2 separate regions of the Homo sapiens genome follow, and region 1 is linked to region 2. Evidence: read pairs that join two places in POLR2A ChIA-PET (ENCODE). Cell type or tissue: B cell. All regions are shown on one strand. Each heading gives the region's core, and the rest is flanking DNA. Links, peaks and the distances in the headings are about the cores only.

Evidence for each region. Peaks named below come from ENCODE experiments on the same cell type or tissue, not always from the same donor. Only the 100,000 strongest peaks of a DNase experiment are listed, where the experiment ranks them.
Region 1: POLR2A ChIA-PET joins it to region 2 with 9 read pairs; 2 of 35 experiments call an interaction of 5 or more read pairs at or near these places.

Annotation. Positions count from the first base shown.
Region 1 is chr14:68,610,584-68,621,338 of GRCh38, reverse strand. It overlaps a transcript of RAD51B not described here. Among named protein-coding and RNA genes, the nearest start is that of RAD51B-AS1, 69 kb to the left of the region's middle. RefSeq lists silencers at 1,832-2,023, 10,633-10,755. In B cell, for the core only: no CTCF peak of the experiment used is centred there; no DNase peak of the experiment used is centred there.
Region 2 is chr14:68,322,421-68,333,175 of GRCh38, reverse strand. All of the region lies in intron 8 of RAD51B (RAD51 paralog B), which reads right to left. Among named protein-coding and RNA genes, the nearest start is that of RAD51B-AS1, 360 kb to the left of the region's middle. In B cell, for the core only: no CTCF peak of the experiment used is centred there; DNase peaks (open chromatin) are centred at 5,705 and 7,415; H3K4me3 peaks cover 695 bases; H3K27ac peaks cover 2,781 bases.

The DNA of each region.
Region 1 (10,755 bases), core at 3,915-8,914, 290 kb before region 2:
TGACACCATCAGCACCCTTGGGCATCACTTGGCATTTGAAGCCAAAGAGGATGACCCCACAGGCCTGGATGAAAAATATAGAGGTTCTCTCTGGCAAGGGGCTTTTGCTTTCCATTGAGAAGGAGCTGCCATCATGAATGGATGGATGGATGCATGGACAGGTGGGTGGATGGATGAATGAAACAATAAGCGTGGTATTCCCAGGATTGAATGAATGATAAAGGAAGGAAAAATAAGTGAGAAGTGAGAGAATCCAATGAGGGGTTAAGCCATCTTAGGCAGGGATTGCCAAGGAGTGGTTTGGGAGGGCCTTGCCCCGTCCCCTCCAGTCTCCATTGGCTTCCCCTAAAGTCTTTCTAAGTAAATAAACATGCAATCTAAGTGGAAAAATAGAGTGTTTACTATACAAAACAGCCTGATGAAAACCCCCTGGCTCCTGTATCAGCCAATATTCCATCCATAGGTTCTCCTTTACAGAAACTCCCGAGCTGCCACTCATCAACTACAAGGCATTGTGTCTGCTTTTTCCAAATCCCATCCCAGACCAATTGTATTCAGGCTGTGGACAGACAGGTGAGGACCTGAAACATGATTAAAGGATATAGGGAAAATAAACTTTAGATTCACTTGAGAATAGGAAGAGTTAAAGGGCCTTAAGCCTTTCAGTCACTCCTACTTAGGGATTTGGGGTATTAATTAACAATAGCAAATCATTGGGTAGATTGTCTCTGCTCTCCCTTCAGTAAAAAATGTCAGGTATAGGCATTTCTTCCTATGCCCAGTAGGAATAGTTCACTGGGGCCAGGATCAAGGGTTAGGGGTCAAAGGACTATACTCTCTAAGCCTTGAACCAATAATGTGAGCAGCTAGTGCAGAAGTGAGCAAGGCTCTTCTTTCATGGAAGGTTCTTATCAGAAACCAGAGCTGTCTGGAGGGACACAGTGAGTCAGATTACAACAGCTACCCATGGTGGGGACAGGTCAGAAGGGGTCACGCAGAGGCTGTAGGGAAGGTTGCTATTCTTAGGCCCCTACTATCTCAGGCGTCTGCTGACTCACTTGGGAATCTCTGGACTCCTGGGTAGATCCAGTCCAATAACCTGCCTAGTTCTTGGGTAAGCCTGTATTGCCTTTAATGATAATAAATAACAAGAAAATATAGACTTTTTCTCTAAAAGAAAGATGCAATATCATGTTTAAGCCTATGCAAGAGGAAGGGTAAGGAGGTCTGATTCCCAGAGAAGCATCAATCTTACCTCAGATCTTGGAAAGACTCCTGGAAGGAAAGGGAGAGAGAGAGAGGCTAACCCCGGGGTAGTGGCCCTGGAGGCTTTGGTACTGAGTCACAACATGGGTAGGGGAAAGGTACATTATATTTGGGGCAAGGATCAAGTGAAAGTCTAGGAAAAACATCAACCTTGGAGACTGAATAGGCTTGCCACATTAGAAGCCTCAAAAGGGGACTTAAGTGTCCCTTTGATTAAGGAGAAGACAGAAAAGGTGCACTATGCAGAAAATAACCTCCTCAGGAAGGCAAGTACGTTTAATGGGTTTTCACAGAAAGGTGGGAGACCATTTCATTTTCCCTTTCTTAGGACAGGGATCTGGGGATGTTTGCCTGAGAGGTTATATGTTCGTTGTGGCCTAATGTCTTTCAGAGTAGACTGTCACCAACTCTTTGACTCCTCCTGCTCATGGATTCCTTCCACCATACCTTTGGTTTCCATTTCTAAATGTGCTTCAGCCTGGGGGAGGCTGCAGTAAATGACTCTGTCTAACTTGCTTCCTTGACCTTAGGACTAACCTTTTAAAACTCATGACTTTTCCTTCTTTATTTAAAATCTCTATCTTTTAACTTTTTTTTTTCTTTTTTTTTTTGAGATGGAGTCTCACTCTGTCACCCAGGCTGGAATGCAGTGGTGCGATCTCACTCACTGCAAGCTCCACCTCCCAGGTTCACGCCATTCTCCTGCCTCAGCCTCCTGAGTAGCTGGGACTACAGGCGCCTGGATAATTTTTTTGTATTTTTAGTAGAGATGGGGTTTCACCGTGTTAGCGAGGATGGTCTCGATCTCTGGACCTCGTGATCCACCCACCTCAGCCTCCCAAAGTGCTGGGATTACAGGCGTGAGCCACCACGCCCAGCCTTTTAACTTTTTAATTTACTCATTCTATTGATTTGTCTTTCTAGTTAAAAAATAAAAAAATAAATCTTCTCCAGGGAGCATGTGTCAGGAGGGAAAAGAGTCCCTTGTGTGTTAAGCCCTACTGGCTAGGGTTAAAAGCTGAGTTGCTTGTGTGAACTTGACCTTGAGCATGATCCCCAAATGATAGTTGTCTCTACGTGAGTGGTCTTTATCTGGCCTCCTCCTCTCTTAGCACTGACCAGGCTATATCTGTGGCTAAGACCTAGAGGAAAAGACTTGGGTTAGCCTGTGAAGCAGAGCAGCTGAGCTAGGAATTCTAAGAATGGGGGACAAAAGAAAAAAAAAGGTAGGGAAGGTGGAGGGGGCACTTCTTTCCTCAGGTCTGCTGTTATGGTACAGCCTCCTGAATTTGAGTTTCTCAAGTAGTCAGGGCTAGGCTCAAGTTGTCAGGGCTAGGCTAAGGGCAAACTGAGGCTAGAGTCAGTAAAGTGATCTGCCTATGGTCTTACAATTACTGGGCAGTAGATGGTTTACATTTAGAGGCAGCATCAACAACCCTGTAGTATCAGTTAGAATTCTGGTGGGGAAAAAGAGGAGAATTTAATGAAGGGATTATTTATCAAGCTATGGACAGGATTTAGGGGAACTAACAAAGGAAGGTGCAATACTTTAAGCTTAATCACATTGAAGAGGCATTACCCTCCCTAAATCCAAAGGGTCAAGAGGAAGGAATAGTTAGGAGAATCCACAGAGAGTACCTGTAAGGAGAGGGCCTCCCAATAGGATGGTGACAGTGCAACTTTTGGTAGAGGGGCAAAACTAATTCACAGTGATTTGACAGGAAAGGATCTAGGGGAATAAACATCCTTTCTGTCTTGTAGTTTCCTGTTTGTGTCTCTTTTTGCCTGAGCACAACTAGAAACTAGAGGTCAATGGTGCCCCATTGATGCAATCTAGACAGGTTGACAGGCCAAAGGGTGGCGAGTGAATCTGGAGAGCAAATGTAAGATAGCCAGCCACCTGGGAACACAGATGAGATTTGTTTGTAGTAATTTCCAAAATTTTTTGCCTCTGTCTCCATTGCCATACCTGTTCCTGCATGGCTTGCAGATGCTAGAGTTTTTCTGCTGCTTCCTTATATCTTGGAACCCCCAGCCAGGTTATCAGGTCTAGTTTCTGGGCCTGCCTGCTATCATTCATCATTTCTTTATCAAAACCTGTTCTTAAGATTTTTGCTTCTGGCCATGACAAAGCAACAGGATCCAGATTTACCCTCCCCCTGTATCCCTTGGGATTTGAAGCCAAAGAGGATGACCCCGCAGGCCTGGATGAAAAATATAGAGGTTGGCCTGGCCAACATGGTGAAACCCTGTCTCTACCAAAACTAGAAAACAACAAAATAAATGTACTGACGGCTTCAGATATTGTACAACACACAGTGCAGAACTATGACCCATGAGATAAAGAAAATACATGTGGTAAATGATCATGACAGTTTCTGATTGGAGGCACATTCTGGACTTTACAGCAGGGGAAACAATATCCCAAGCACAGTATGGTAGTCTTGTTAAGTTAAAATACAGAAATGAAGGTCAAGGAGACTGTAGTTGGAAACTGTGGGGCAGAATTCTAGAAAAGAGGGGACCATGTAAAAAAAGCTCCAGAAATCTGCACAAGTGCCCTGTTGAGTGCTTAATACTAAGATGTTCATACCCAGAGTGAAGCTTTGTAAGTCTGGGCAAAGAATGACCAGAAGCTATAAGCTGAAAATTTCAGAGTTCACATGGGATTCTGAGATGTAAAAATATCAACCAGCTTGATCAGCTGGGGCATTTAGTAGAGATCCAATGAGGTTCATATGCAGATAGTAAGACTGAACTATCCCTAGAATAAAAGAAACGTTAGGTTCATTCTAACAAAGCTAAAAACAAGCCTCTAAAGGAATAATCTTATCCATAAGTAACTGCCTGCTGGATAAAAACTCAATACTCCTTAAAGGAGGATTTAAAAATATACAAACATTCAACAATGTAACCTTTAAAATATCCAACATCTAAGCAAAAATTACTAGACTCACCAGGTAGCAGAAAAATGTGACCCATATCAGGAAAAAAGGCAATTAATAGAAACATGCCTGAAAATGACAGAGTTGAAAAGACAGAATGAACAGACAGGCACGTTAAAACAGCTGTTTAAGTAGGCAAAATATACTCCAGGATTTTAAGAAAAACATACATAAAATGAGGAAAGAATGCACTTCTTGTGGTGGAAAAGACAATATCTGAAATGAAAGGTCAGTGGCTGAAATTCAAAGCAAACTAGATGCTACAAGGAGAAAAGTAAAACTGAAAACAGCAATAGGAACTATCCAAAATGAAGCACCAAGAGGAAGAAGACTTCAAAAACAAAACAAAACAAAACAAAAAACCCAGAAATGAACAAAGTCCCATCAATCCTTGAGCAATATCAAGTGGTCTAACATATGTATAATTGAAAAAGAAAAAAGAGGGAGAACAAATTTTTGACAAAAATCAAGGCTGAAAATTTTCCAAATTTGTTAAAAACTATAAATACCACAGATCCAGGAATCACAATGAACCCCAATCAAAATAAGCAAGGGAAATCACACCATCATACCAAAGTACATCATAATAAATTACTAAAATTAGTAATAAAGAGAAAATCTTAAAAGTAGTCTGAAAAAAGCTGTATTTTATAGTGTCATAGAGAGTATAGGAAATACTGCAGACTTCTGATCAAAACAATGCAAGCCAGAAGACAATGGAATACTTTCTTTGATATACTGAATGATACACAAATCAAATTCTGTATCCAGCGATATAATGAAGACTTTTTGAGATAAATGAAAGCTTAGACAATTCACCATCAGCAGATCTACCCTAAAGAAATGTTAACATAAGTTTTTTACAAAGAAGGAAAATAATACTTGGATCTACACAAAAGAATGAAGAGCACCAGAAATGGGAAACATGAGGATAAATATTAAAATTTTTCATTAAAAATTTCTTTAAAATATTAAAGCAAAAATAATAAAGTACTGTAGAGTTCATAACATATGCAGAAATAAAATTTATAGCAGCAATAGCACAAAGGACAAGAGCATGTAGCTAAAAGTCAATGGTCTAGATAAAATGAAATAACAAAAAAGAACCCTCACTTCAAAAGAAGGCAAGGAAAGATGCAAAAGGTAACAAAGAACAGATGGAATGAGTAGAAAACAAATAGTAAGATGACATACCTAAACCAAACATGTATGTTACATGTACTTGTAATTAAATGCAAATGGTCCAAATACCCCAATTAAAGGTCAGGCACTATCAGACTGGATTTAAAAAGCAAGAAATTCATTTTAAATATAAAAACACAAATAGTTTAAAAGTAAAAGAATGAAAAAAGATATGCTGTGCAATGCTTATCACAAGAGAGCTGGAGTAGCTATATTAATAATAAAAAAAGAAGACTTTAGGACAAGGAATAGCACCAGAGATAAAGAGAGACAATTTCATAGTGACAAAAAGGAAAATTTAAGCCAGGTGCAGTGGCTCACGCCTGTAATCCCAGCACTTTGGGAGGCTGAGGCAGGCAGATCATGAGGTCAGGACATCGAGACCATCCTGGCTAACACAGTGAAACCCCATCTCTAATAAAAATACAAAAAATTAGCTGGGCGTTGTGGTGGACGCCTGTAGTCCCAGCTACTCGGGAGGCTGAAGCAGGAGAATGGTGTGAACCCGGGAGGCAGAGCTTGCAGTGAGCAGATATCACGCCACTGCACTCCAGCCTGGGCGACAGAGCGAGACTCCGTCTCAAAAAAAAAAAAGAAAAATTTAAGAAGATTTAACAATTCTAAATGTTTCTGTACCTGCTAACAGAACTTCATAATATATGAATCAAAAACTGACAAAAGTTAAAGAGGAAATAGACAAAACCACAGTCATAGTTTGAATATATACATTTCATCATTCCTCTCTCAAGAATTAATAAAACAAATAGTCAGAAAAATCAGTAAACCAGTAAGGATACAGATGATCCCAGCACTTTGGGAGGCCAAGGCGGGTGGATCACAAGGTCAAGAGATCGAGACCATCTTGGCCAACATGGTGAAATCCCATCTCTACCAAAAATACAAAAATTAGCTGGGCCTGGTGGCATGCAGCTGTAGTCCCAGCTACTTGGGAGGCTGAGGCAGGAGAATCGCTTGAACCCAGGAGGCGGAGGTTGCAGTGAGCTGAGATCATGCCAGTGCACTCCAAGAAAGCTAGGTCAATTGCTCATATGACTAGCATTTCTACTCCTAGGTATGTACCCAAGAGTATTGAAAATCCATGTCCACACACACTGTATATGAATGTTCATAGCAGCATTATTCATTTTAGCCAGAAAGTGGAAACAACTCAAATGTGCATCAACTGATGAACAGATAAACAAAATGTGGTTTATCCATACCATGGAATATTATTCAGCTATGAAAACAAATGACATTCCAATACATGCTACAACATGGATGAACCTTGAAAACACTATGCTCACTGAAAGAAGCCAAACACAAAAGGTCACATATTGTATAATTCCATTTATATGAAATGTCCAGAATAAGCAAATCCATAGAGATGGATAGTAGAATAGTGGTTGCCAGAGGAAAGGGGAAGGAGGAATGGGGAGTGACTGCCAATGCATATGGAGACTCTTTTGGGGGTGATGAAAATATTCGGAACTAGATAATGGTGATAATTGCACAATTTTGTGAATATACTAAAAATCATGGAATTGTACACTTTAAGAGGGTGAATTTTATGGTATGTCAATTATATCTCAATTAAAAAAATAAGTATTTGGTATAAATGATTTTATGCCCCAGTGTTGATAATGGATAAAGGCTTAATGAGAGACTCTTCTCAGCAATATGGTTCAACTCAGACCAACTCCTCCCTACAAAGGCTACAGAATCTATTTTTTCAAAAAGTCCAGCTCTTAGGACCTTTGTTCTTAGCTGTGGTTGCTACCAGGCTGCCTCTGAGGCCTGAAAAATCGTGTCATAGGCAGTAGAGGTTGAATTTTGTATTTTAGTATCTATGCTTACTTTCCTGCAGTATGAGTTCTTTAAAGTCTATTGCTAACTTGCACTCATAGGCTGAATTGAAAGAATAAAGGATCACAGTGAGGCACTTTACAGTTTATAAAAAAGCATGTTCACATTCACCACTCTTTTGATTTTACGCATTTAGATTTAAATTGGGCGTTCTGAATGGCCACACAACAGCAGGCCCTAAACTCTAGCCCCAACCTCTCTGACTCCAAAAATCGAGTCATTCTTAAAACAACTAAAATGTGCTTCTGAGCAAGTTATGGAGAAATGGGCTGCCACTCGCCCTCCCAAGAATATTATGAAGGCTCTTAGCCATTTAAGGAACAACTTCTGGCCAGGCAGGGTGGCTCACGCCTGTAATCCCAGCACTTTGGGAGGTCAAGGCGGGTGGATCACAAAGTCAGGAGATCGAGACCATCCTGGCTAACACGGTGAAACCCCATCTCTACTAAAAATACAAAAAAACTAGCCGGGTGTGGTGGTGGGCTCCTGTAGTCCCAGCTACTCAGGAAGCTGAGGCAGGAGAATGGCATGAACCTGGGAGGCAGAACTTGCAGTGAGCTGAGATCGTGCCACTGCACTCCAGCCTGGGTGACAGAGTGAGACTCCATCTCAAAAAAAAAAAAAGAAAAAAAGAACAACTTCCACTAACAATCTTTTTTTTTTTGAGACAGAGTTTTGCTATTGTTGCCCAGGCTGGAGTGCAATGGTGTGATCTTGGCTCACTGCAACCTCCACCTCCTGGGTTCAAGCAATTCTCCTGTCTCAGCCTCCCAAGTAGCTGGGATTACAGGCGTGAGTCACCATGCCTGGCTAATTGTTTTGTATTATTAGTATAGACAGGGTTTCACCATGTTGGGCAGGCTGGTCTTGAACTCCTGACCTCAGGTGATCTGCCCACCTTGGCCTCCCAAAGTGCTGGGATTACAGGCGTGAGCCACCACGCCTGGCCTCCACTAACAATCTTATATTGGTCTGCATTATGCAGAATGACCTGGACTATTAGTCATGGGGCAGGCCCAGATGTTAAATAGCTTGGTCCAGTATGCTCACCTCATTAACCATGTGGTTTGTGGGTCCATTTTCACTCCTGCAGGGACACACACACACAAACACACCTCTCTTTACAGCAAGATAAAGAGTCACCTATCTTTTCCCAGCAGTGCTCTGACCAGGGCTGAGTTCCCACTTGCATTTCCTTCCTCCCTCTCTCCCTCCCCCTTCCTCCCTTCCCCTCTCCCTCCTTCCTTCCCTCCCTTCCTTCCTTCTTTCCTTTTTTCCTTCCTTTTTATGGTCAAATATACGTAACATAAAATTTATCACTGTAACCATTTTTAACTGTACTGTTTAGGGGTGTTAAGTACATTCTCACTGATGTCCAGCCATCACCATTATCTATCTCCACAACTTCTTCATCTTGAAAAACAGAAACTTTGTATCCATAAAACATTAACTCCCCGTTCCCCTCTCTCCACCCCAACCTCTGGTAATCACCACTCTACTTTCTGTCTCTGTGAATTTGACTCCTCTAGGTACCTCATGTAAGTGGAATCACACAATATTTGTCCTTTGGCCACTTGTATTCCTTGATGGCAAAGAGTCATCTTGTTCCAGAGCTGGCCCATAGGACCAGGTGTTTCATGTGGTAGCCGGGAAGGATAGCAAGAGGAAGGATAGCAGATTCTGGAGTGCAAACACATCCCCAGACAGAATCAGGAGGGCTCCCCTCATCCTGTCGACAGCTGGAAATTCTTTCTGCTCTTCTACAAGTTGAGTGTTACAAACAGGAGACTTTTCAAGCCCAGTCCCAAACACAGGAATTCGTCCCTCGTCAGTCTGTCTCCTGGGCCCCATTGAGACAGCTGGACTTCCCACGCAAGTGAAAGCATTCAACTGGGAGTGCCTTTTCCTGGGTCAGCCTGTTCCAGCTTACCCTTGAAGGAGACCATCAGCTCCTTAAGAGCAACAGCTATTTTTCTGTCCCAAGTTGTGTAGAATGCAGTGTAGAGCACTTTTAAAATGTCCATTTTGGCTATTAGCAGCAATCAATGCAATCTATACCAGCTCAGGTTGGCATGATAATTTTATTTACTTAGCCAGTCCTTTGAAATTCACAGCAAGGATATGAGCCTTATGCATGATCCTCCCACTGGTTTTCGTACAGGTGAATGAACCGATTCCTTATTGCTGAAAAAAAAAAATCTTACACTGGACTTGGAGTCAGGCCACAGCTAGACTGGAAGCAAGGAGACTGGAAAGCAAACGTGGACCTGACAGGCTCTGTCATGTCCCAGGCCTAATCTGGTGGGAGTCCTGAGAACAGCCTGTGCTGTGTGTGCCCAGGTGCAAAGAATATGTAAACCTTTCTCAAGTGAAAAAGCTTAGCTTTTTCCAAATTCCCATTTGAGACTGCCTGTGCGACTGCACAGTGTGCACACTCATGCAGATAGGTGGAGTCCTATTCAACTTCTACAAAACACACTAATTTGTTGATTTGTTTTATTTCTATATGGTACCTTTCCTCCTAGGAGCTGCAAGGCTTAATAAGCTTCAGCAATCCTTTTACAATAGAGATGCTGCAAGGAGGGCAGAAGCTCTAATCACTCTGCAGAAGACCCAGCTGGAGGAAATGAGATCTCACGTGGGGATCAAGGGTTGTAGGAGTGGGAGGAAGATGTAGAGAAGAAGAACTTTTTCACTGGAGACATTGTAAAACCATGACATCCTTTGCTGAAAGGGACAAGGAAGCAACTTCCCTGGAGGTTCAGAAAGTAGAATTATAGTTGCTGTCGGATGTTAAATGTAGATCTGGAAGTCGTGGTGAAAAACTAGGCTGGGTTACACTGGATGCTCATCCAAAGTCTCTGTTCTGATTCCAGTTGCCCAGTTTGTAGGAGGAAGAGCAGAAGAGAGGACAGTTGAGTGCATCTGTGGAGGGCACATGGAGACACTGGGTAACAGCCTGGGATTCCTTGTTTTTCTGAGCACCACATCAGGTATCAGGAAGGTAGGGCTGGGATGTGAGTCTGCTGCTGACCAGCATTCTGACCTGGGGCTGACTCTGGCCACAGTTCTAACAACTGTGAAATGAGAGAATAAGATCAGATTTAAATGCAACAAACTTTTATTAAAGATGTGTAGGAAACAACATTGAATAATAACTGTTCATGGCCTGCAGGGTTACACAACTAGGGAGATGACACACACACACACACACACACACACACACACACACACACACATATACATTCAGATGTGGTTATAATAGGGAATGAACAGTATTTTAAGGGAAAATGAGGCAGGAGAGAAATTGGTTTCACCTTTGGAGGAGGTAGGCCTTGAGTACGATTGAATAAGGTGCTGATGGGTGGAAATGGATGTAAAGAACAGGAGGTGTCTCTGGAAGATAAAACAGGCGAACAAAAAGAGGGACCAGAAGACTGGGTAGGTGCAGAGGGTCAGTTCTGGGAGTGAGCAGCAGGTGGCTATGGTGTGAGCACAG
Region 2 (10,755 bases), core at 3,667-8,666:
AGTCCCGGGATGGCCCCAACTGGGTCAAGGGGACACCACTCTGCTGAGTGGCTCTGTAGCAGAGCAGTATATGCAGAGGCAGAAAGGGTGAGAGCATTCTATTCATGGACCAGCTAACAGTCCTCAGCTGGGTGGGTGGGTTGTGGACAGGGTCCTCTGGTTCTCTTTCATCTACCTATCCATTTTCCTGGTCCCTCCACTATGATACACCTCTATTTCCCAGTCAGTAGGAAGGAGAATTATAAATCAGTCATTTCAGCATCACTGATGGAATCACAGAATGAAGGAGAAAAAGTCTGGACTCTCTAAAAACAGGTTTCACATAGATGAGATGATTTAAAGATGTTTCTTCTCCGCTCACAAAATATTAAAGAAAAGAACAAATGAAACTAAATTGAACTGGAATAAGAAAAAGATATTTATTTCTCTCTCTGCACTTCAGTTTTTTTCTTCAGGGAAAGAGGGGGAAATAGTTTTGGTTTTTTTGCCCTATGGCTAACTAGAGACAGCCTAGAATTAGAAATAAAACAGATGCAAAATCTTCTCTTCTGTGGGGTGAGTGAATACATAGTTATAAGCTCCTTCCCCAAGAGAATTTAGATCTTTTAACATGTAGGCCAGGAGGCTGCTCCATGGTGCTGTCCCAAACTTTCTCAGTAGTTAAGAGCCATGCACCCTATAGAGGTTTAGAAAGAAAACAATACTATGAAAGGGAGCTTATTCTCCTTGGCTTTTCTTGAAATAATGATCTCTGTCAAGCCTCAACTATTAAAATGAATTGTATTTTGATTAATTACCTTTATTCTGTTAAAAAAATAAATGACCAAAGTATGTGTTTATATATGCAGAGATGTATAATATACATGTGTGTGTGTGTGTATCTCATTTGTGTTTGTGTGTATACACCAAGACTGAAAGAGCCAGCTGTTTTAGCCATTTATATTTGGGGGATGGGTGGGTAATACAGTAAGTTCTGTTGAAAGGAAATTATGGGAGAGAATCTGATATCCTGAATCTTTCAACAAGACAGGGTTCAGAGGGCAAGTGTGGAAATAAACTTAGAAACCAGCTTCTTGTTTCTAGATCAGTTTTTAAAAGTAAGCCTATAATGTGAACTCTTTTTGGAAGTCGGGTTTTGCTGCTGTTGTTTGGGGCTTTTTGTTTGCTTGCTTGCTTGGTTTTCTAAGTTAATTTTTCTTCCATAATTCAATTGGAAAATGCATATGAATGGGGTATTGTTAAGATTCCTTTCCATCAAAATCACCATATTCAGCAAACCCCCCCAATACTTTCAATAACCAGTTTGCAGAATTGATATTCTTCTCCCTTCCCAGTTTTTCCCTGCAACTTGAAAACTACAAATATAGAAATTATCACTTGAATCTATGCAGGATAATTGATTGTGAAGTCAGACAACCTCTGTTATTAGCAGACTCACTTAAAAGCTGGAAACCCTCCTGGATAAATTACTTTTAAGTGACTATGTGGGCTCCATGAAGGGGAAATGACTGCTGGTGCAGAACATGCGGAATCTGTCTCAGCGATGTGGCCCAGGAAATTGCAGAACCCAGTTGTGGAGCTAATTAGTAGATATGTGGATGCATGAAAACTATAGTCACAGGAGCTTGTACTTACACAAAACATCCTGACTTGCCACATAGTAGAACTCAACAAAATGGCCCAACTAGTACAGAAAGATGTGGAGCAACATATGGACTTTTTTTTTTTTAAACTTTAAGTTTTAAATAAGTATAGATCCATTGAAACCACAATAATGCCAACACCATTGCTTTTTTTTTTTTTTTTTTGAGACAGAGTCTCGTTCTGTAGCCCAGGCTGGAGTGCAGTGGCATGATCTTGGCTCATTGCAACCTCTGCCTCCCAGGTCCTGGTTCAAGCAATTCTCCTGCCTCAGCCTCCCGAGTAGCTAGGATTATAGGCACGCGCCACCATGCCCAGCTAATTTTTGTATTTTTAGTAGAGACGGGGTTTCACCCTGTTAGCCAGGCTGGTCTTGAACTCCTGACCTCATGATCTACCCGCCTTGGCCTTCCAAAGTGCTGGGATTACAGGCGTGAGCCACCGCGCCCGGCCAGCTATTGTTCTTTAGAATAGCTTTTCCATGTATAAACCTAGAATTGTTTTTAAAACTATATTTTAAAAGTAAAATATAGTTTTCTGAGTCTTGGTTTGTATTCTCTGGATCCAAAATTATGCCAATTAAGTTGCAGTAGGAAATATGCCACATACATACTAGAGCTGACATTAAATGCTCCTGATTCCATATGGAACACTTAATTCTACCCCTCCAAACACACTGTCACCAATACTAAACTGTCCCATGATTTGCCTCACTTATCTTATCTAGTTAATGAAGAAACTAACTGTGAATTGCTAATGGCTATACTGAAAGAGTAGAAAATAAAAATCCTATATTTTATTATTACTTTAATGCTAGTATTCCTTTGTTTTTGTTTTGATTTTTTTCTGATATGCTGTTTGTCTATATACAATATTTGCTTCTTCAAAGGCATGTTATGAATGTTGGAAGTAACTCCTGGGCAGAATGACACCTAAGGCAAACCAGCCAGTGTTTCCTCATCTTACCTTTTAAGACATACAGCAAGTGGTTCCACACTCTTTTGATAAGTACATCCTCAATCTGGTAATCATAGAATCTTAGTGAAGAAAAATCTTAAAGGTCATCTAGTCCAATGTCACACCCAGTACAAGAATCCTATTTGCTTGAAAAAATCCTTCCTTTGTAAAAATGAAATGTCTAAGGCAATTTTCTCTTAATATACTCAGTGGAAGGGGGAAACATCTGGACACCTTTTTCTTTATAAGAACTCTTTCTATACTTAAACACCATTTATTTTCTTCCTTCAATCTTCTTTTCTTTTAGTTAAATAGCCTACTTTCATCGCTCTTCAGAGATGTGATTTTCCATGCTTTTAATCATTTCAATTGCTTTCCACATCCTCTGAACATGCAGAAGCACAACCTAGGCATGGCAGCTGAATGAGAGCTTTGCTAGTATCTTATTAATGCTGAATATGGTGACTCAGTTTTTAATGCCAGGCTCTTGTTAACGTAGCCTAGCATCATGTTAGATTTTGGAGTGTTTTTTTCTTTAACATAATTGACTCTTTACTTCAAATTTTCATGCTATCAATTTTTTTTTTTTTTTTTTTGAGACAGAGTCTCGGTCTGTTGCCCAGGCTGGAGTGCTGTGGCACGATCTCGGCTCACTGCACACTCCACCTCCTGGGTTCATGCCTTTCTCCTGCCTCAGCCTCCCGAGTAGCTGGGACTACAGGTGTGCAGCGCCATGCCCAGCCCATTTTTTCGTACTTTTAGTAGAGACGGGGTTTCACCATGTTGGTCAGGATGGTCTCGATCTCCTGACCTCGTGATCCACCTGCCTCGGCCTCCCAAAGTGCTGGGATTATAGGCGTGAGCCACCGGGCCCGGCCCAAAAAATATTTTTAACATTAACTTATTTAAAATAAAAATCCTCAGATTATTTAAGATGATCTTTTTAAAGGTAAAAACCAGCCTCTACAGGGTTTTAGCAATATTTAATTACAGATACCACACACAGTTGGTAATACACCCTATTATTGGTCCCAAGTTTCCAGAATTCTGTATGTATATTATCATGCTCTCTGGAACCAAAGAAAAGGAAAGGTACCTTCTGTAGATTTCTGGAATTCTTAGCTGAAGCTGACATTCCTATCTTTTTAGTAGCTTGTAGCCTCCATGGGGCTGTGGATCCCAGAAGTTGTTGAATTCTCAGATGTGCTGGTATTTGACTCAGGAGTTTGGGTTATAAGTGACAGAGTGCACATTCAAATTGACATAATAAGCCTGGGTGTGGTAGCTCATGCCTGTAATTCCAGCACTTTGGGAGGCTAAGGCAGGAGGATGGCTTGAGGCCAGGAGTTTGAGACCAGATTGGGCAACATAGTGAGACCCCATCTCTACAAAAAATAAAAAATTAGCTGGATGTGGTGGCATACACCTCTTGTCTTAGCTACTTGGGAAGCTAAGGTGGGAGGATCACTTGAGCCTAGGAGTGTGAAGTTATAGTGTGCTATGATCATGCCACTGCACTCCAGCCTGGGCAACAGCAAAAGACCCTGTCTCAAAAAATATATACATAAATAAAAATAAAAAGTGACATAATATACAAAATAACTGGTAGGGCTGGGGATAGATTTAACGGGTTGTATGACCAAGGTAGCTGAACTTGAGTGGTCAAATGATGATGAGAACCAGTCTCTCTCCATCTTTCAGCTCTTCCTTGCAGTGTGTTGTTAGTCTTAGGCAGGCTTCTCCAAAGTGGTGGCTACAGGCTTTCACTGTACCAATTTAGTGACCCTAGCTTACAGAGGCTCCTCTTCCCCAGAAGGCTCGGCCAAATTCTTATGGTTGGATTCTCACATGCTCAGCTTCGGTTACATATTCATTTCTAAACCAAGCACTGAAACTCGTTTGGTCTGACCCAAGTTCAGAGACAACCTCTAGAGTTGGAGGATGGGGTCAGTTCCATGTGAACCACATAGATGGAGAAGAAAAATTGAAGTTCTGTTTCCAAAAGCCAGGGGAGCTGGACAGGGGAGAACACAGGGTTCTTCTATTCATAGCTCCCTCAGTGTCTCCTCATGGCTGTCAAGGAATCCACAAATGGTATAGTCCATTATATGGAGTATGGAATCACTAAAGGCTTGAAGAACAAATCCACTGGCTAGCTTTGTGACTACTGGCTCATTACCAGCACAAGACCTTAAACACTTAAGGACAATGGAAGCACTGCCTAGCAATGCACAGGAGAAAAGTTTGTTGGGTTGAAATGAAAGGAGGGGTGGAGAAAGGGTTAAGAAGATACAGTACTTTCTGTGTAATTTCAGGGAGCAAAACCTAAGAATTAGAGAAATTGTTCCCATAGATCTAAGAAAAAGCATATATTTAAAGCCTGTAATGAGCATTTCTTTGTGTCCTGGTTCAGTAATGTTCTGATCAAAATTTTGCAGTGACTTTAGGGCAGCTTAGTAAAACAGGCAGAGTGGCAATAGAACAAGGCTGCATAAAGGTACCTGAGGTATATAGGAAGGGAAGAAGGGACAGAGGGTTCCATAGGGAAGTGAGTGCCTATGGGACTCTAGGCAGAGGTAGGTTAGCTGTTCCAGTAAATCACCTACCTTTTGACAGTGATTTAAAGGGTTTCTTGCTGAATGATAGTAAAATAAATACGTATTAGTGAATAACTAGAAGACAAAATCCTATTCTGAAACACAAATACTGTGCTGAAATGTACCAGGATCGTGTTTACTAAGGCACAGTGATTAAATTTTAAATTCCAGTTTATTTTTCCTTTTATAGTCACAGATATTCCTTTGTACTTATAAGTTGACTTTAATTTATGAATATTATATACTTTTTTTTAATAATACCTTCTCGAAGATTAATATCTACTCATAATGGTTAGAACTTGAAATAATTACAGTCTGTTTACCTTTGGCTCCTTGTTGAATCTTAAGTTAATTATAAAAATATTTGTAAGAAATAAAAATAACCTCATTGGGTAATATGGTCATTGATATTAAAAGCAAAAGGGAACCAGGAAATTTAGTTGGATTCCCAGAGGAGTCTTTGGCTGAGAAAGGTTTGGGAAGCACCACACTAGCTAGATGCCTCCAAGCGTAATATACTCTTGGCCTAAGCGTAGAAGGAGAAAGCAGTAGACAGAAAAAGGGGAAATGGAACAACTCTTTGTTAAAAAAAAAAAAACAACAAAAAAAAACAAACTGAAGAATAGCATTTTTATTCTCTGTGTGCTCTGGAGGAAATTTATACACAATCCCTCACCCCTCTCCACCAAAAAAATGTGGCGGGAGGTCAAACTAATGACACTGAGAAAAATATCTGACATCATCAGATTGATAGTTTAAGAACTATGGCAGAAATACTTTAAATCTATTAAAATTTTAGTTTTCTAAAACAGATAAAATTAAGATACACACCCTTACCTCTAAAATCAAGTGTGAAACATGTTTGCTGGATATCTTCCTGTGTGCCCCTCTAGATTTACTCACAATCATTCTTCACCTGCTCTCTGCCCTGGGACCTGGCCTGTGTGTGTCACATCAACAGGACTCTCCTGGGTTGGGCCACTGGGGTGCACCGGTAGGAGATTTGAAGGAGCAGAGTGATGTTGGGCTATGGACTGGCTGTGCCTCTTGATGGAAGGTCTCAGATCCTGCTAGGCAGTCTTTTCCACACAGCCCCCTCTATCTCCTTGCTTCCAGAAACCAGCCTGTTCCCTCACCTTCTCAATCTAGGGGCACTAATGGAGCCCCACTGTAATTAGCCTCGGAATACTAAAGTGCACCATCTCTTTCCTGATGGCATCCTGGCTGACACAATATGTAATATTTTAGGTTGAAAAAAATGTAATTAGGTTATAGAAAAAGTTCTAGTGGCAACCTGTGCTCATTTTATGTCTACTCCTAACATTTACTACTATTTGTATTAGAGTTGAGTGTGGGCCAAGCCTAGGCATAAGGAGGTTTATAATCAAAAGCCTTTAGTTCTCTGTTCATGATCTAGTCATAGATACAGACTGGGCTGGAAGAAGAACTACTTGGCTTTTATTACATTGACACAAGCCCAACTTTCCTCAAACCCCTACATGTCCTTACAACCTGTCACCCTTTCTTTTTACTGGGTAGTAGTGGGGCAAATAGCACTGTGAGTAAGAGGGTCCAGGATGGTACTAAACACACAGTAAGTTTACTTGGGGAAACATGTTTTACTTAAAGAATAATAACATTGGCCGGGCTTGGTGGCTCATGCCTGTAATCCTAGCACTCTGGGAGGCCGAGGCAGGTGGATCACCTGAGGTCAGGAGTTCAAGACCAGCCTGACCAACATGGAGAAACTCCGTCTCTATTAAAAATACAACATTAGCCGGGTGTGGTGGTGCATGCCTGTAATACCAGCTACTCGGGAGGCTGAGACAGGAGAATTGCTTGAACCTGGGAGGCGAAGGTTGCAGTGAGCCGAGATTGCACCATTGCACTCCAGCCTGGGAAACAAGCGTGAAACTCCGTCTCAAAAAAAAAAAAAAAAAAAGAAAAGAAAAAGAATAACAACATTATTCAATTAGTATTTAATAAAAGATGAAAATAAATTGTTACAACTAAGCACCTCAACAGCAAGAACCATGTCTTACCATTTTTCCATTCCCCAGACCTAGCACAGAGCTTGACACTTAGTAGAGAGCCATTAAAAAACACTCAGATAAATTACAGTGTTAAGTTCTAAGGTACAATAGGATGGTCAGTGCTATGGGTGGTGACAGTTGTGTATACTGAGTGTATATTTATGCCTGGGTTCCCTTTCACTGTTCTTAATAGAACATCATCGATGTCTCCCTTGGTGTGGTATTTAGCCTATTTTGGGTCCTGGAAAGGTTTGGGAAGCACCACGCTAACTAGATGCCTCCAAGTGTAATATACTCTTGGCCTAAGCGTAGAAGGAGAAAGCAGTAGACAGAAAAAGGGGAAATGGAACAACTCTTTTTAAAAAAAAAAAAAATGAGAATGTGATGAAACAATATACCTACACACCAAAAGATAAGTCAAGGACGAAAGATAAAAAAATACTCTTAATCAAGATGTTCTACATCATACTGAAGCAGATATAGTCCCTGTGCAATAAAAGGGCGGGGCATGAAGTACTCTATGAGGAATCTGAAGAAGTTCATTCCAGTTCAGACTTCACAAAAATATAACCTAGAGAAACTTAATTTCTTTATCCAAACCCCCAACTTCTGATAATGGGTACCTATGATGGTGGTTGTTGATAATGATAGCTCTCACTACAGGCCAGGCATTGTGCTAAGTGTTTTACATATTTTAATGCATTTAACCCTCAAAAACATATCTTAACTCACTTAATCCTTATTAGGTAGGTACTACTATTATCCTCATTTTAAACATTAAGAAGTTGGACACAAGGAGGATTAGCAGACTGCTCAAGATCATAAAAGTAGTTAGTGAAGGAGGCAGCATTAGACCCAGGTTGTCCCACTCAAAGGCCTGAGCTCATACCTGCTCCTAACTACCTCACTCCACTAATGGAATTTATTAAAACATACTCGTTGAGGAGCTAATGGAGTGTAAGGCACTGTGTTAGTTGCTGTGGGAGACTCAGAGACATATACAACAGAGTTTTCCCTGAAGAATGCATAAATGCTAGGGGAGGGGATAGCCGGGTAAAGCCTCATTTGCATTAATAATACCACATGGTACAGGTGAGGAATAACTGGGGGTGAGCATCAGCACTACCGAAGTAAAGCATGAGTAGATAAGTCAAAAGCAGCCTAGGAGGTGATATAAACCTCCAGAGAAAAGGATACTTCAACAGGAATCCAGAGACTTTGAAAAACTAATGGTAGGGATGAAAATTTGAAGGAACTAGGTGAAAAAATAGTCACACTCTAGAAAAAAACTTTATATTCAACATTAATATACAACATGAAACACAAAAGTTTCTATCTTAAGTATATTATTTACATAACATAAAAGGAAAAAAGTTCTAGAGAGGTCTTTCAGATCATTAGAAGATGCCACTTGAAAGCCAGAGCACGTGCAGACTGAGCCCCGGCCAGTCCTGGTTCTTGATCTTGTCATGTGCTGGGCTGTGTGCCAGGTGTCAGAGATAAAGAGATAGGGTACCTACCCTCAAGAAGCATACAGTTTATTGGGAAAGACAAACTACTGTGCAATTTACTATAAAATGTTTTGGTGCCCATGACAGCAGGGGATGAATAGAGTCTATGAGATGAGGCCTGGATGGCTCATCAAGTGTCATCCCTGCCCAGATGTGCGGGTTGGGTATAGATGGTTTGTTGAATCTACTTGGGCTCAAATGGTCCATTCTAACACTGAGTGGACTTTAGAATGTAAAACAAGAGATTACTTGAGAACCACCCAAACAGCACTGTAAGTAAACTACATACCATTTATTAATATGCCAGGCACTTATAAAATAAATTATAGCATGTACACCTGTGAGTGTGGCTTTATTTATAATCCTCTAAGAGGTTTAACTTTTTAGAGATTGGAGGTACCTGTCTTAGCTTTTATTCTCAGCTTCTTTCCTACTGTTCTTGGCTGTCTTTTAGCTTCTAAGGACTCACAATGGTATGCCCTGTTCAACAGGTCCGCTGGGCTCTTTCTGCATGCTCTCATGGAATCTGAATATCATGCTTGAAGGTGAAGCTTGAACTCCAGAAAAATGCCTCCACTCCCGCTTCCATTCTCTGTGTGTGAAGCATCAGTGCATCACTTTCTCTGATGCAGGGCTGGGCTTCCCCAGGAGTCTCACTCTGTCATTCAGGCTGGAGTGCAGTGGCACGATCTCAGCTCACTGTAACCTCCGCCTCCCAGGTTCATGCGATTCTCCTGCCTCAGCTTCCGGAGTAGTTGGGATTACAGGTGCCTGCCACCACACCCAGCTAACTGTTTTTCTATTTCTAGTAGAGATGGGGTTTCACCATTTTGATCAGGCTGGTTTTGAACTCCTGGCCTCAAGTGATCCACCTGCCTTGGCCTCTCAAAGTGTTAGGATTACAGGCCTGAGACACCATACCTGGCCCCTAGTTCTTTCTTGTTTGTACTGTGCCTCCTGTCTGGATGGCCTCCCAGTTCCCTAAGGAACACCACCCTTAGCTGCCAAGGCCTCAGACTCAATGCCCAGTGAGGTCACAAGTGGGGGCTCAGCCCAGTATCCAGTACATAATAAGCACTGAGTAAAGGTTTGCTGAATGATGAAGGAACAAATAAATGAATGCTCACATCTTCAGGTCTCTAAGAAACCCTGCCCTCAGCCACTAGCAGCAGTACCTAGCTGCCACCGACTAACTGTCCAGCCTGTAGCTAATACCAGTCTCATCCTGGATACTTCCTCCCTACAATCTGCTCTCACTCCCAGATCCCATGGTCTCCCTGGGCGCTCCTGTCTTTGGGTCAGGAAGGCATATTTATTTTGTCCCTGTGTTCTCCTTGGGGGAAAAACAGCTCTGGGCTGAGTGCTGCTGGGAAGGCTGCCCCTAGAAACAAGAGATGTTTTCCCTCTGTGTGTGTTCTTGCTTCGCCTTTTGAAATTCTCATAGTCACGAATCTACTGGTCAAGGTTATTAACACCACACATCTAACAAACATCTAACTGTCCCTTTTTAACCAACCGTTCAAGGTGCTAGCTAAAAGCATTCCTGGTAATTACACAAAGCCAATGCCTTAAGCTTTCTGCTTGTAGGCAGCCCTCCTTTCACCTCACAGTCAAATCCCAGTAGACTCCCCAACATTCCCCTAACTTAAAGGTGGCTATCTCTACCCAGGCCTGTCCTAGCTTTTAGGTTCCTAATAGTCCAACACAAAGCAAGGAGACAATGGCCTTTCCACAGAGTGCATCTGTGAGGCCTGGAGGGGAAGATTCTCTCAGGTGCCACTTAGCTCTAGGCCAACTATTTCCTAATCTGCAAAAGCTCAAATCAGCCAATCAAAACACATGGATAGAGTACCACTTATGCACAAGGCATGGGAATGATACACAACCATCAGAAATGCAGGCCTCACTCCTCAAAAGAAGCTTATGAATGAGAGAAAGGCTTTTTAAATAAAAACCTAGTATTACAGGGCCATACATCCTGACAGTCAATATGAAGCAAAGGCAGCAAAAGCAACT